Linked DNA regions of Homo sapiens: all the other regions are linked to region 3. Evidence: chromatin contacts called from ENCODE Hi-C or POLR2A ChIA-PET data. All regions are on one chromosome and are shown on one strand. The core of a region is the stretch at or near the end of the contact, and the rest is flanking DNA. Distances in the headings are between cores, read along the strand shown. Region 1 overlaps SYN3 (synapsin III). Region 2 overlaps SYN3 (synapsin III). Region 3 overlaps SYN3 (synapsin III).

Region 1 (3,967 bases), core at 548-3,047, 390 kb before region 3:
CGGACTTAGTTGAGCCAAAAAAAATCCCTTTTTGTTTAAGCCAGCTTGAATTGCACATACAAAATTCATGAACTTTTATTTATTTAGCAAACACTTTTATAGCATTTCCTACGTGCTAGGCACTGCTCCAAGCACTTAACATGAATTAACTCATTTCATCCTTTCGACAACCCTATAGGGTGTGTGCTATTAAAATCACCATTTTATAGATAAAAAGGCTGAAACACCAATGGATGGGGTAATGACATCCAGTTCTCCAGCCAATAAGTGGCAAAGCTAGGATTCAAGCCCAAGGCAGTCTGGCTCCAAGGCCTGTGTGTGGCAAGGGGCAGAGCTGCTTAAAGAAGCCATATGTCTCCTACTATGAATGCCATGCAAGAGTACAATCGAACAACGACATGGAAGAAAAATATGGAGAGGATCCATGCATCTGACTTTTAGGTGGGGAACAAGGAAAAGTCAGTCACCACTATTGATGGCACCTTGTGCACCAGGGCTGTGCTAAGTGCCCATCATAGATGGTCTTCTTACCTAGTTGTTACGAACTCATGAAATGGCCTAATAATAATGTAGACAGCCAGTATAGCCTGAAGGTTAAGAACACAGTTCTGGAGCAGGCTGCAGGCTGCCTTGGTGGACATCCCAGATTTGCCACGGTGACAGCAGCTGTGTGACCGTGGGCAGTAACTTATCTGTAATACTCCCCCTCCTCCTCCTAATAATAATAATAACAATACCTCCTCATAGGGTTGCAGTGAGGATTACATGAGTTAGTATAATGTGAAATGCTAAACACAATGCCTGGATCAGGATAATCACTAAATTAAGTGTGTAATAATAATTATTATAGCCCCATTTAGAGAGGAAGAAACTGAGTCACAACTGGGACAGTTAAATCATTGTCATTGATTTCATTGCCCCAGATCACACTTTTAGAAAGTAGCACCACTTGGATTTGAACCCAGGTCTCTGATTCTATACCGAGTGAATTTCCAAGTGTCTTCGAATCTTTGTCCACTCCACCAGCCTCTGGTCCTGTTGAGCCCACACCAGGCTGGCGTGAGTGGACACTCAGTCTCTGTACAGAAAGCAGCAGTATGTAGAGATTTCTCCAGGGTGCAGAGTGAAGCTACAGCTCATTCAGGGTACAGTATGGGAGTGTTGCCCTCCCTTAAAAATCTGTTGCTCAGGTATGAGAATTTACCTCTCTGAGCTTCAGTGTTTTTTAATCTGTAAAAGGTAATAATATTATTTTGCATAGTTTTTGTAAGGATGACATGAGATGTCATCTATGAAAAGTTTGTGCATTCATTCCACAAACATTTATTAAGGACCTACTATGTTCCAGGGACCACTTCAGACATTGGGTATTGTATCAGACAGGGACCAGGCAAAAGACAGAATTCACCCCTAAATGGTCTAAATAAAGAGACTTTAAGGAAGGGGCAACTTATGGAGGAGTGTGAGGGGCTAAGGGAACGTGAGGTATTTAGAATCTGACAACAGAAGGAAACCATTATCCCTAGGGGTGAAGGGACAAAAGGAGAGAATAGAATTTCTAGACTAAATCTAGTAGGTTTAATCTAGACTTGAGCAGGAGAGCTGGTCCATTGAAGCTATAACTGGGGAGGAACTCAGCTACCTTCAAAGTCATGGCACTAAAGCACAGTGGGCACTAGAGAGAAGTACCACCCCCTTCTCTCCCTCTGCCTTCCAGTCTCCTGCTGGGGCCTCACTTTGGCCAAAGGCAAGCAGAAACCTTTCAGCAAGGGAGCTGAGTTGATGCTGCCAACAGGGACCCATCTCCTGTAGCTCAGAGCAGGGCAGAGAAGAGTGGAAAAAGCATAGAATGGGGTCAGGAGGGCACAAAAAGAGAATAACTCTTAGGGGACCAGTGGACAAAATAGACCAGGTCCCTGCTTACAAGGTCAGATTCTAGGAGTGCTTTGTAAATGGCCAAGCATTGTACACAAGTTGGTTAAATCACCAGTATTTGCAGCAGCTGTCTTGATAGCCCTCCTTCCTCTGGTTTTTGTCCAAACCCAAACCCAGGGTGGCCAGCCAGCCAGCTCGAGGTGCTTAAGCGCAACCCAGACATCCAGGTTCTCTATTTAGAAAGCAGAGCAGGGGCCATCCCGGGGCATGTTAAAATTCATGCTTTGTGAGTGCCTTCGCTGTTCTGGACCCAAATTCTAGCCTGGCCCCACAAGGGAGAGATAAAAAGGGACAGCCATGTTTATACAGACAGAAGGGATTGCAAATACAGGGCAGGAGAAACCAAGAATGAAAAACACCCGAGGAGGCAGACGTTAATGAGACCCCAATCTAATTACGCAAGTTCTGCTCTCAGTTTCCAGCATTAGGCAACACTAAATTATAGGCACCCGTTCAAACCGCAGCGGCTGATAATGTGCATCCGCTCATTAGAAGGTCAGACCTCAGAGAGGGCTGAAGAGCAGGAGCCAGGAAGCATCAGTAATGCAAGACCTTGACGAAAGGCATCAGAGTCTCTCAGATCCTCCCCCTCCCCAGCTCCCACCCAGGCTTACTGTTTGTAGGGAGGATGTTTGGGGCAAGAGGGAGATGCATGGGCTTGTCCCAGAGGAGGGGATGGTCTATAAAATCTTAGAGTTCCAGAGTCAGAAGAGCCCCTTAGACTTTTCTATGTGTCCCCATTTTACAGATGGGCAAACTGTGACTTAGGGAAGAGAGAAGGGTGGCTTTTCCAAATCCTCCCAGCGTATCAGCCCCTGAGCCACAATGAGCCCTTGACTCCTGAATCTCTATCCTGGGACTTCTCTAACATCCCATCAAGAAACTTAATTTTTATAATAACATTTCTTTACTCCTTATTTCATACATAATTGCCCAGATTCTTCTGGGCTTCCTGAACTTTTAATTTCAAATTCCAGATATCCATTCATTCAACAGAATTTATTAGAGGCAAATTTCGAGTGCCAGGCTCCAGCAAACATTACATAGAACACAGTTCCTGCACTCACTCCCAGGTACCTGTGTGTGTGTTTGGAAAAGTGTTCCCTTCACCTCTTCTAAATGTCTCTGTATGCATTAAGCTGCTTCCTCCTTTCCTTCCTTTCATTCATTATGTGCCAGACACAGAGGGTACAGTGGTGAATGAAATAGACAGTAGCTCCTGTGGAGCTGATACTAGAGTTGCAGAAAACAATCAATAAGTAAGCAGATATGTGGGCTAAGGGCAGGTCATGAGAAACAGGTGAAGCAAAAGCAACAGAGAAGTTGGTATTTGAGGTGTGGGAAGCAGGGAAGGCCTCCTGAGGAGGTGACTTGAGTGGAGAGGAAAACAGAGTGAGCAGAGCGAGCCCCGTGTGTATGGAGGGTGGAGCTTCCCTCTCTCTCAACTTTGGGTGGACATGCACACAGGTAAGTGGCAGCTTGGGGGCCAAATGAGGGGAAGGAGAAAGGCAGAGACTTCCTTGGCTTGGCATGTACCTTGCTCTCATCCATCAAGATTGTGCTTCTGTGCCCGCTTCTCTCCCTCCCTGAAGTTGAATTTGGTGCCCACCTCCGAGCTCACAAAGCATCTAGGACTAGCCCAGGTAGGCGGCCTGGCTTCATGGCACAGAGGCCACCTGTGTAGGCAAAGCAGACCGCCTGGGCTGGATCCCGGCTCTGCCTTCTCCAAGCTGCAAGGCCTTCGATCAGTCACTCCCTATTTCTAGCTCTTGGCCTCCCCACCTGAAGTGGGGACAGAGTCCTCACTTCATAGATGTGGTATGTGTAAAGCATGTCCATGGTGTCTGTGTTACTAGCTCGGCGCTTGCTAGTTCTCCTTCTTCCTGAAACATTTCTGCAGATGTGACCACTCTTACCCATGCACCTCCTACTGAGTTTCTGATCTCATGTCGCCTCCTCAGGGAGACCCTGCCAGACCGTGCTGTCCGCACTCTCTAGGCCCAACTATGCATTTTTTTTCCTTCAAACATTT
Region 2 (4,105 bases), core at 1,109-3,608, 320 kb before region 3:
TGCTGGTGTACATCACGGACTCATTTAAACCCACAAATTCTTATTTACAGACCGACCGAGCTATCACGGCCATGATCTTTCTCTATACAGCAATTTGTCTAGCAGGACAGGCAGAGAATGTAGAAATGGAGCCAGTCTCTGCAGAGGGCTGGATGAGAGTCCTAAGGCAGGAAGAACCACGGGCATTGCAAGAAGAATGGTTCCCTGTGGGCTGGGGGTCAAAGATGCTTCCAGCTAGAGCTTCAAAGGCGAGACCCTGCTATTGCTCATTTGGTTAGACAAACCACTAAAGGAAGGAAGTCCCTGGAGGTCTGCTCTGCCTACAGTCAGGACATGCAAAGCACATGACCAGCGGGTCTCCCCATGGGACCCTCCCAGGACCAGCTGGGACATAATGTCCCCCACGTTCTGTCCCCTGCAGCCAGCTGGAGAGCATGTCTCCGCTACATAAACAATAACTCCTGGCACAGTGGATCGGTTTCTCATGGTCCTGATGGGAGATAAGGTCCCCACAGCTTAGAGCAGCCAGTTCTGGAAACTTTCACCTTCACCCCACAGCCCAGCTAATTTCCAAGTTTGGGATTGCAATAAGCTCTCTCAACATTCTAACACCCTGCTCCCTCACACACACACACATATCGCAGGTCTCTGTGTACTGAAGTGTTCCTGAGAGATGGGTCAGAGGCTCCAGAGTTAGCAGACGGGAGAAGGTCTGCCTGCCTTCCATCAGTGAGAGAAGAGAGAGGTCAGACAGGGCGGCTCGGAGTCTCAGGTTCTCCAAGTTCCTTTAGTCCTGCTCTAAGGAAGCCCTTGCTCACCCCTTCTGACTCTCTAGGGTAGACTGTCTAATCTGCTAGAACAAAGTCTCCCAGGGACCAGTGCCAAAACTCATGCAGGCTTGCCTCTCTGGCCTCTCTCTCTTCCCTCCTACAAAGATTTTTCTGATACACCCTTTGCAGGATATTACAAGTCCAGCCCTACACTGCTGGATGATAAACCAACAAACCCAAACTGACCTCTTTTTGTTCCCTGGGAACTAAAAACATATGGAGTGGGCATTTATATACCCCAAAGTGGGTAGGAATGATGAATCAGCCTGCTGCTCCATACTGTATTATCTCCTTATAGGCAAAGACCCTGTAGTTTTGCTCAGGTTTGCCACTTTGTGGCCATATAATCTTAACAGTTATATGACCTCCCAGGTCTCAGTTGCCTCACCTGTCAAACAGAGGACAAGGTGTTATCTATTTTACAGTGTTAGTATAAGTACTGATCTATGCAAAGACCTAGCAGAATGCCTGGCACTAAGCAATTGCTCAGTAAATGTTAACTGATGCCAAGTCTTATCATAATTATAAGCAGTGTTATCTTTGTATCCCCAGTTCATAGTACAGTACTAAGCACAGAGAGAGGGTGGGAAGGAAGCACGAGAGGATGGATGGACGGACTATTACTTCTAGCCTGTATCTTGTCTGACTTGCAGGCTGGTACCTAGAGACAAGCAGATTCCAGTGGTGTCTCTGGATAGAAGGGCACTGACCAGTTCTATGGATCATGATACCCTCTATGGAGGGTCAGAGTGAATGAAAGGCATGAGATGGTGACTGATGATTAAGATGGCAGGGAGATTTGGGAGTCATATAAAGAACACAGGATTGGGAAGAAATTCCGATGCCTCAGCTTGGGGATCAGATCTGCCCTTAGTTAAATGCTTGACTCTGAGTAAGTCATTTCCCCTTTGCGCCTCTGTCAGAAGTAAGACGAGGGATCCTACATCTAATTCCCAGCACCATGATTCATGAGCTCAGGCGAAGGATGGTGAACCGAAAGCCTAAGCCCACCAGTCTGGGAGTGGGAGTGTGTCTTCTAAGCCCACCAGCCTGGGAGTGGGAGTGTCTGATGCTGATAGGCTAGCAAGTGTTGTTTGGTCTCTAAACAACCACCCGTGGCTGGTCTGACACCAGCAAGGGGGAATGGGACATTATGTCCACAGGAAGGGCCTCTGGTCACCCTGGTCTCCAGGCCCTGATGGTAGGAAGGAAACCAGGCAGGCTTAGGAACTGCTGCCTCCCAGCTATTTCCCTCTCAGCTCTCTGCTGACCACCGAGTGTCTCGTAATGAGGATTGTTCCAGACCAGGCAGGTTCGTGTGTTTTCTGAACCTCTGCTTTGGTCTAATATGCTTTGGCATTCCCGCGCTGTCTGCCAGAGGTTGCAAAGTGGGCTTTTTGCGTTGTTGTTGCTCTTGCTGGTTCCCCACCCCTGCCCATTTTTCTCTCCCCAGGGCTGTCTGAAGACATAAGCTGGTCTCATGACCAAGCTTAGGCAGCCAAGGGCAACTGGCCAGGGCTGACTCTGGACATTACATAACCAGAAGGCTGTGGATGTTTGCAAAATTGAATCCAAAGCAACAGGTTCCACAAAATTAGTACATCCAGCCTCAGGACACAGGAATAAGAAAGCCTGGAGGTTGGCCTTGGGGATGGTTGGGTACCACCGTGGGCTGCGTCACTCCTCCACTCCCTTCTACCTGGACATTGCGGCTTGTCTCCTCTGGGGAGTTTCCAGGCCTGTGGGGTCTCACCCTCATGCCCGTATTAGACAGATAAGCATTCACCAAGTCACTTTTGCATGCCAGGTCCTACCCTAATTGCTAGGGATGCAAATATGAGCAATAAGTTAAAGGGCTGGACAGTTCCTGTGGACCTCAGCACACCCCACATTGAACTTCTGATGAGTCACACACATACCTGCCTCTTCTCTCCCAACCTGACTCTAGTTCCTAAAGATGGAAACTGTATCTCCCTCACGGCCTCCCTGGCTCCTAGCTGGGAGCTCTGCATGTAGAGAGGTGCTTACAAAGATGGGGTGATGAACCAGTTGCTGAGTTATTCAAGGTGAAGCCCCAGTCTTCTGTGCTAAGGCAATCACCAGTACACCCTTCCATTGTATACCACCCGCTCCTCCTTACAAGTAACATGGCCCGCATCCCAGGGTGCTTAGAATGCCTGAGCTAGAGAGGATGTTAGGAGCACCAAGCCCAACCCCACACTGTTAACAGGTGGCAAAACTGCGGCCCAGGAAAAGGGACAAGCCCAAGGTAAGCAGGCTATTTAGGAGTAGAGGTGAGACTAGGAGGCAGGTTCTCTAGATTTCAAATCTGGTGTTCTTTTTCTTAAGGGCATACCTCCTTCCTGTACTTCATGATGTTCATATCCTCAGTAATATGTTTAATGATAAGAATATGCTTAGCAAACATTGCTAACTATCTAGGATGCAAGAAGACAATCAGCTGGGAAAATAGGGAAAGAAGGTGAAGTTCCTGCCTTGGGATGAGGTTCCTGTGATCAGCACAGTTTCCATGTAAAGATTTGAGGGCTGTAAACCTAAGCTGTAACCTCAGTGGCTGCATGAAACCTGTAAGCACTGTTGAGTCCCAGATAGTCAGAGCTCAGAAGAGTTCATAGAGATGATCTAGTCCAACCCCCTCATTTCACAATTGGGAAGATTAAAGCCCAGAGAGGGGCAGTGACTTGACCAAGGTCTCATGGTTACGAGCTAACAAGGCTATCTGCCATCTGGCTCCAGAGCTCAGCTTCCTAACAAGTGCCTTGGAGTGACTCCACCTGCATGGGCTCTTGGACAAGGCAGCCCCATGCCCCCTCCCTACCCATCCCTTTATGCAGCCTTAGCAGCTCCCTCTCCAGCAGGCAGAAGGGCTGGGTCTGGCTGGTGCTTAGACACACACCCCAGTTCCAACCCACTTTGCCTCCCTTAGCCAGGACTCTTCTGGCAAAAACCCAAAAACCTTCCCGGAGCCAGGGTGATGACATTACCTACCTTCATCTGCTTGATGGTGTAGACCAGCGTGCCGAAGGGCCCCTCCTTTACCAGCTTCTTCCCCACCACCTTGGCCCGGATCACTGCAGAGACAGAAGGAGACAATAAGAGGTTAGGAAGGCCTGAACCACATCAGGAACAGCATCTCAGGGCGGGCACGCTAGCCTCTGTGGAGCCTGGAATTGCACTCTTACCTTGGAGCCAACTGGAATAGATGATTGTGTTTACAAGAGTGGGAATTCCCTGGGGTGAGAGGGAGGTTGGAG
Region 3 (4,017 bases), core at 454-2,953:
TATTCCTCCACTAAACAGGTGTCTGTGGAGGGCACACCTGCTTAGCAGGACACGGGGCCCATTCCTAACCTTGGGGGCTCCCAGTCTGGTGGTGGAGACATAGTAAGCAAGGGGTGACAGTGCCGTGGATAAGCTGTCCCGTGTGAAACCAGGTGAGAACGGCAGGATACAGTTGTCAGGTGGCTCGTCAGAGCTTGCACTATCAGAGAGGGCTTCCTGGAGGAAGACCTAGTTAGCTGTTCCCTGTTGGATGAAAGGAGTTGGCCAGGTAAGGAGTGGGTAGAGGGATTACATAAGAACCTGGAGGAGAGAGAAAACCTAATATGTCCAGAGCGTGGGAACAGGGGAGACAAGACGGTGAGTCTGATGGGGTGGCGTGGGTGAATGCAGGCCGCCGACTCCTGCAGTGGAGCAGAGAGGGTGACGCGGCCAGCTGTTCCGCAGATGCGCCAAGGCCTGACAGACACCCCTTCCAGATCTCCCATAGCTTCCCATGCCCAGGGAATCACGTGGAGCATTGGCCTGTGTGACCTTGGGCAAGTCCCCTCCCATCTCTGGGCCTCAGTTGCTCTATTTGTAAAAACAGCAGAAGGGGAAACTCGGATCCCTCAGGTTCCTCCCGATAGAAGCACTTTGAGAACAGCCCAGCTCCCTGTGGAATGCTTTTCCCTCCCGCCTGTGTTTTGCCAGGGCCTCGGAAAACAGGCCTTTCCTCTTCCCTCTTTCCTCTGAACCCTGGGTCAACTCCAGCCCGCGTCATATTTTTGTCATGATCAAGCCCCCACCTTTACTGTTTCTGCTTTGTGGAAAGCAGCCTTGACCTGGGGCCAAAGGAGAGGTGGCCAGCCCCGACCCTGGGAGGGGGCCAGGGTGAGAAAGGAGGGGGCGGAGAGCGGCTCCCCAAAGAAAAGCACAGAAAAGGTCGGCAGAGGCTCCCTGGCCCTTGTCGCATTGCTGTCATCCAGCAAACGTGGGCCGAATTGAACTACCTCCAGGGAGTGGTTTAGACTGAACCGAAGGGAACTGATGTCGCTGCCGGCCAGTCCCAGCTGGAGGTGATTTGCATGGAGGACATCGCCATCTGGTGGTCACTTCTGTCCTGAGCCCTGAGCCCCCACTTCTGGGATGTGATGCCCAACCGCCATCTCTCCTGGCATGGGGGTCCCTCAGCTCTCCCTTCCTCCCCACAGGTAATGGACAGCTCAATGCCGCTGATTGGAGAGCATGTGGAAGAGGACAGACAGCTGATGGCCGACCTTGTTGTCTCCAAAATGAGCCAGCTCCCGATGCCAGGAGGCACAGCGCCCTCCCCCCTCAGACCTTGGGTAAGACCCTCACGATCAAAGGAGACTTTATAGCCATGAGAAATGCCAGGCTGTCTGGAAATGGGGAGCCCCTGGATCCAAAGGGGATACCCCCAGGAAGAAACCACCTTGGGGAGAAGGAATGGGGGTGTGGACGAAGGCCAGACATTGGGGAGAGCTTTCACAGCCTGCCCCAGTAAGTGAATTGAGGAGGCTTTCAGAGGCCCCTTCCCTTCTTCACCATCCTGGGGAGAACAATCTTGTCTCAAATGGCCTTTGGGCACTGTGGGCAGAGATGATCGACTGCTGTCCCTTCTGTGCCCTCGGTGCTGGGCCTGAGCAGGATGTGTGTGCGTGCGTGTGCGAGAGCATATGGACACACAAGCCCTCTGTGTGCTCCCAGGGAACCAGTCAATGGACGCTATTGTGTCTCCCATTTTCCCCAACCTCGATGAGCTCCCACGTCGCTCCTCCCCTCCACAGTTCCCACCATGGATTACCAGACTGCTCTCCAAAGAATTTGCCAGCTCCCCAGCTTTATGTAAAAGCAAGTCCCCAAACTTCCACCTCCCACCCCAGATTTCCCCACAGAAAGTAATCTATGATAACAAACATCAGAATCGTAGTTATTATACTGACGGGGCTGCTGGCTGGGAAGGGGCACGGGGCAGGCTTTATCGCAGAGAATGCCCTCTGTTTTGATCTGGGCAGTGGTTACACCGACGTATACACATATAGAACTTCACTACACTGTATACTCCAGAACTGTACACTTTATGTGTAAGAGTCTCTTCTCAATGATAAAAAGATCTTCATAAATGCTGCCCTCTCACCCAGGAAGTAAAGGGCTGTGGTGATACCAACAGGCTTCTTTTCTCTTCTGCTCTAGGCTCCACAGATTAAATCAGCGAAATCCCCAGGGCAAGCCCAGCTGGGGCCTCAGCTAGGCCAGCCCCAGCCACGCCCACCTCCGCAAGGTATGACCCAGGACGAGCCACTGCAAGAAAGCATGCAGTGAGGGTGCTGAAATGCACCGAGGGATCCACATGTGATTCCCACAAGGGGCTCTGGGAAAATGCACCTGAATACTTTATCCACAGAATGAATGAGACTATGGGGTTGGTCAAACTCTTTAAAAAGTCAAGAAAGGAGAAGGGAAATAGAAGGTTAATTTATTAAGAACCTAATATGCACCAAGCACTGTGCCAGGGAATGTCCCACCTATTTTCTCACTTTTATTTTCCCAGCCGTCCTGCAGTGAAAATGTCATTATTTCCTTTTTTTTTTTTTTCTTTTGAGACAGAGTCTTGCTCTGTCGCCAGGCTGGAGTGCAGTGGTGCGATCTCGGCTCACTGCATCCTCCACCTCCCAGGTTCAAGTGATTCTCCTGCCTCAGCCTCCTGAGTAGCTGGGATTACAGGTGCACACCGCCACGCCCAGCTAATTTTTGTAGTATTAGTAGAGATGGGGTTTCACCATGTTGGCCAGGCTGGTCTCAAATTCCTGACCTCAGGTGATCCGCCCACCTCAGCCTCCCAAAGTGCTGGGATTACAGGCGTGAGCCTTTCTACTGCGAGGTAAAAGTTGAGGCTTTGCCCAAGGAGGCAGAAAATGGTAGATTTACAAGTCTGGCCTTTCAGACCTTTCAAACCTAGGAAGTGTTTATTCATTTCAATGAGTGGTGCCTGATGATAGATTTGTGAGTCGACCAGCTAGAGTAAGAAAGATAGAAAAAGGGAAGATCATCTATAAAACCTTGGCCATTGAAATTCCTCCTCAAATATATTCCAGCATTACTACATTCCACCACTTATTAGAGAATGGACAAACTATTGTAAAAAGATGAAAAGCAATCAGGGCAATGGCTAACTAACTTTCTCAAAGAATATCAGCTGCTCTGATATTCTTGCATGCAGTCTTGAGAGAAATCCGCCCCGTATCCTCTCTTGCAATCAAAACCTCCTGGGCACACTCGCTCTGGCACCAGCATGGAGCTTCAGAGCACCTGTGCACCAAGAAACCAAAGCAGGCAGTCTCGCTGCAATCTTTTAAGGATCTTCTTAAAAACCTATCAGAGGCCGGGCGCGGTAGCTCAGGCCTGTAATCCCAGCACTTTGGGAGGCCGAGGCGGGCGGATCACGAGGTCAGGAGTTCGAGACCAGCCTAGCCAATATGGTGAAACCCCATCAGTACTAAAAATACAAAAAAACTAGCCAGATGTGGTGGTGGTGTGCACCTGTAATCCCAGCTACTCGGGAGGCTGAGGCAGGAGAATCGCTTGAACCCAGGAGGCGGAGGTTGCAGTGAGCCGAGATTGCGCCACTGCACTCCACCCTGGGCGATAGAGGGAGATTCCATCTCAAAAAAACAAAATAAAATAAATAAATTATATATATATATCAGAAAGAAGGCATTACTATCATGTTGTGGCCTTCCCAGTCACTATTATTAAAAGCAACAGATTCATTACTTTGTGAAAAAAAGTCAACCTTGGCCACCAAATGGCTTCCTCTTCCACAGGTCTTAGATAAAATGTCCCATTCATTTTTCTTGTTTGTGTTTCTCCTTCTGGAAAAGCAGGAGATATTTTTAAGAAAAGGGAAATTGTATAATTGTACACAACTGTGTACAGACATACCTCAGAGATATTGCTGGTTCGGTTCAAGACCACCCCAGTATATAGTAAATATCAGAATAAAGGGAGTCACACAAA

Evidence for each region. Hi-C counts contacts between places; a loop is a spot of excess contacts on that map. ChIA-PET counts read pairs that join two places held with the same protein, here RNA polymerase II (POLR2A). Pooled maps may share reads with other maps.
Region 1: a map of heart left ventricle shows a loop between it and region 3 (5-fold over the local background). The contact joins two enhancer-like sites. A Hi-C loop is called at or near these places in 3 of 168 maps with a recorded cell type or tissue (heart left ventricle and heart right ventricle) and 10 of 50 pooled maps. POLR2A ChIA-PET finds 5 or more read pairs at or near these places in 1 of 52 experiments (GM12878).
Region 2: a map of heart left ventricle shows a loop between it and region 3 (10-fold over the local background). The contact joins two enhancer-like sites. A Hi-C loop is called at or near these places in 3 of 168 maps with a recorded cell type or tissue (Right ventricle myocardium inferior, heart left ventricle and testis) and 8 of 50 pooled maps. POLR2A ChIA-PET finds 5 or more read pairs at or near these places in 1 of 52 experiments (H1).

What each region holds. Positions count from the first base shown.
Region 1 is chr22:32,918,585-32,922,551 of GRCh38, reverse strand. All of the region lies in intron 4 of SYN3 (synapsin III), which reads left to right. Among named protein-coding and RNA genes, the nearest start is that of TIMP3, 120 kb to the right of the region's middle. Within about 2 kb of position 1,797, at least 2 of the 41 ENCODE cell types and tissues checked have a DNase peak (open chromatin) inside an H3K27ac peak, as active enhancers do.
Region 2 is chr22:32,849,269-32,853,373 of GRCh38, reverse strand. The region is part of intron 6 of SYN3 (synapsin III); the gene reads left to right. It overlaps TIMP3 (TIMP metallopeptidase inhibitor 3), which reads right to left. Exons shown (of 5, transcript NM_000362.5): 2 at 3,840-3,922. Among named protein-coding and RNA genes, the nearest start is that of TIMP3, 50 kb to the right of the region's middle. Within about 2 kb of position 2,358, at least 19 of the 41 ENCODE cell types and tissues checked have a DNase peak (open chromatin) inside an H3K27ac peak, as active enhancers do.
Region 3 is chr22:32,526,182-32,530,198 of GRCh38, reverse strand. SYN3 (synapsin III) reads left to right here. Exons shown (of 14, transcript NM_003490.4): 11 at 1,191-1,325; 12 at 2,194-2,281. Among named protein-coding and RNA genes, the nearest start is that of SYN3-AS1, 47 kb to the left of the region's middle. RefSeq lists enhancers at 312-811, 812-1,313. Within about 2 kb of position 1,703, at least 4 of the 41 ENCODE cell types and tissues checked have a DNase peak (open chromatin) inside an H3K27ac peak, as active enhancers do.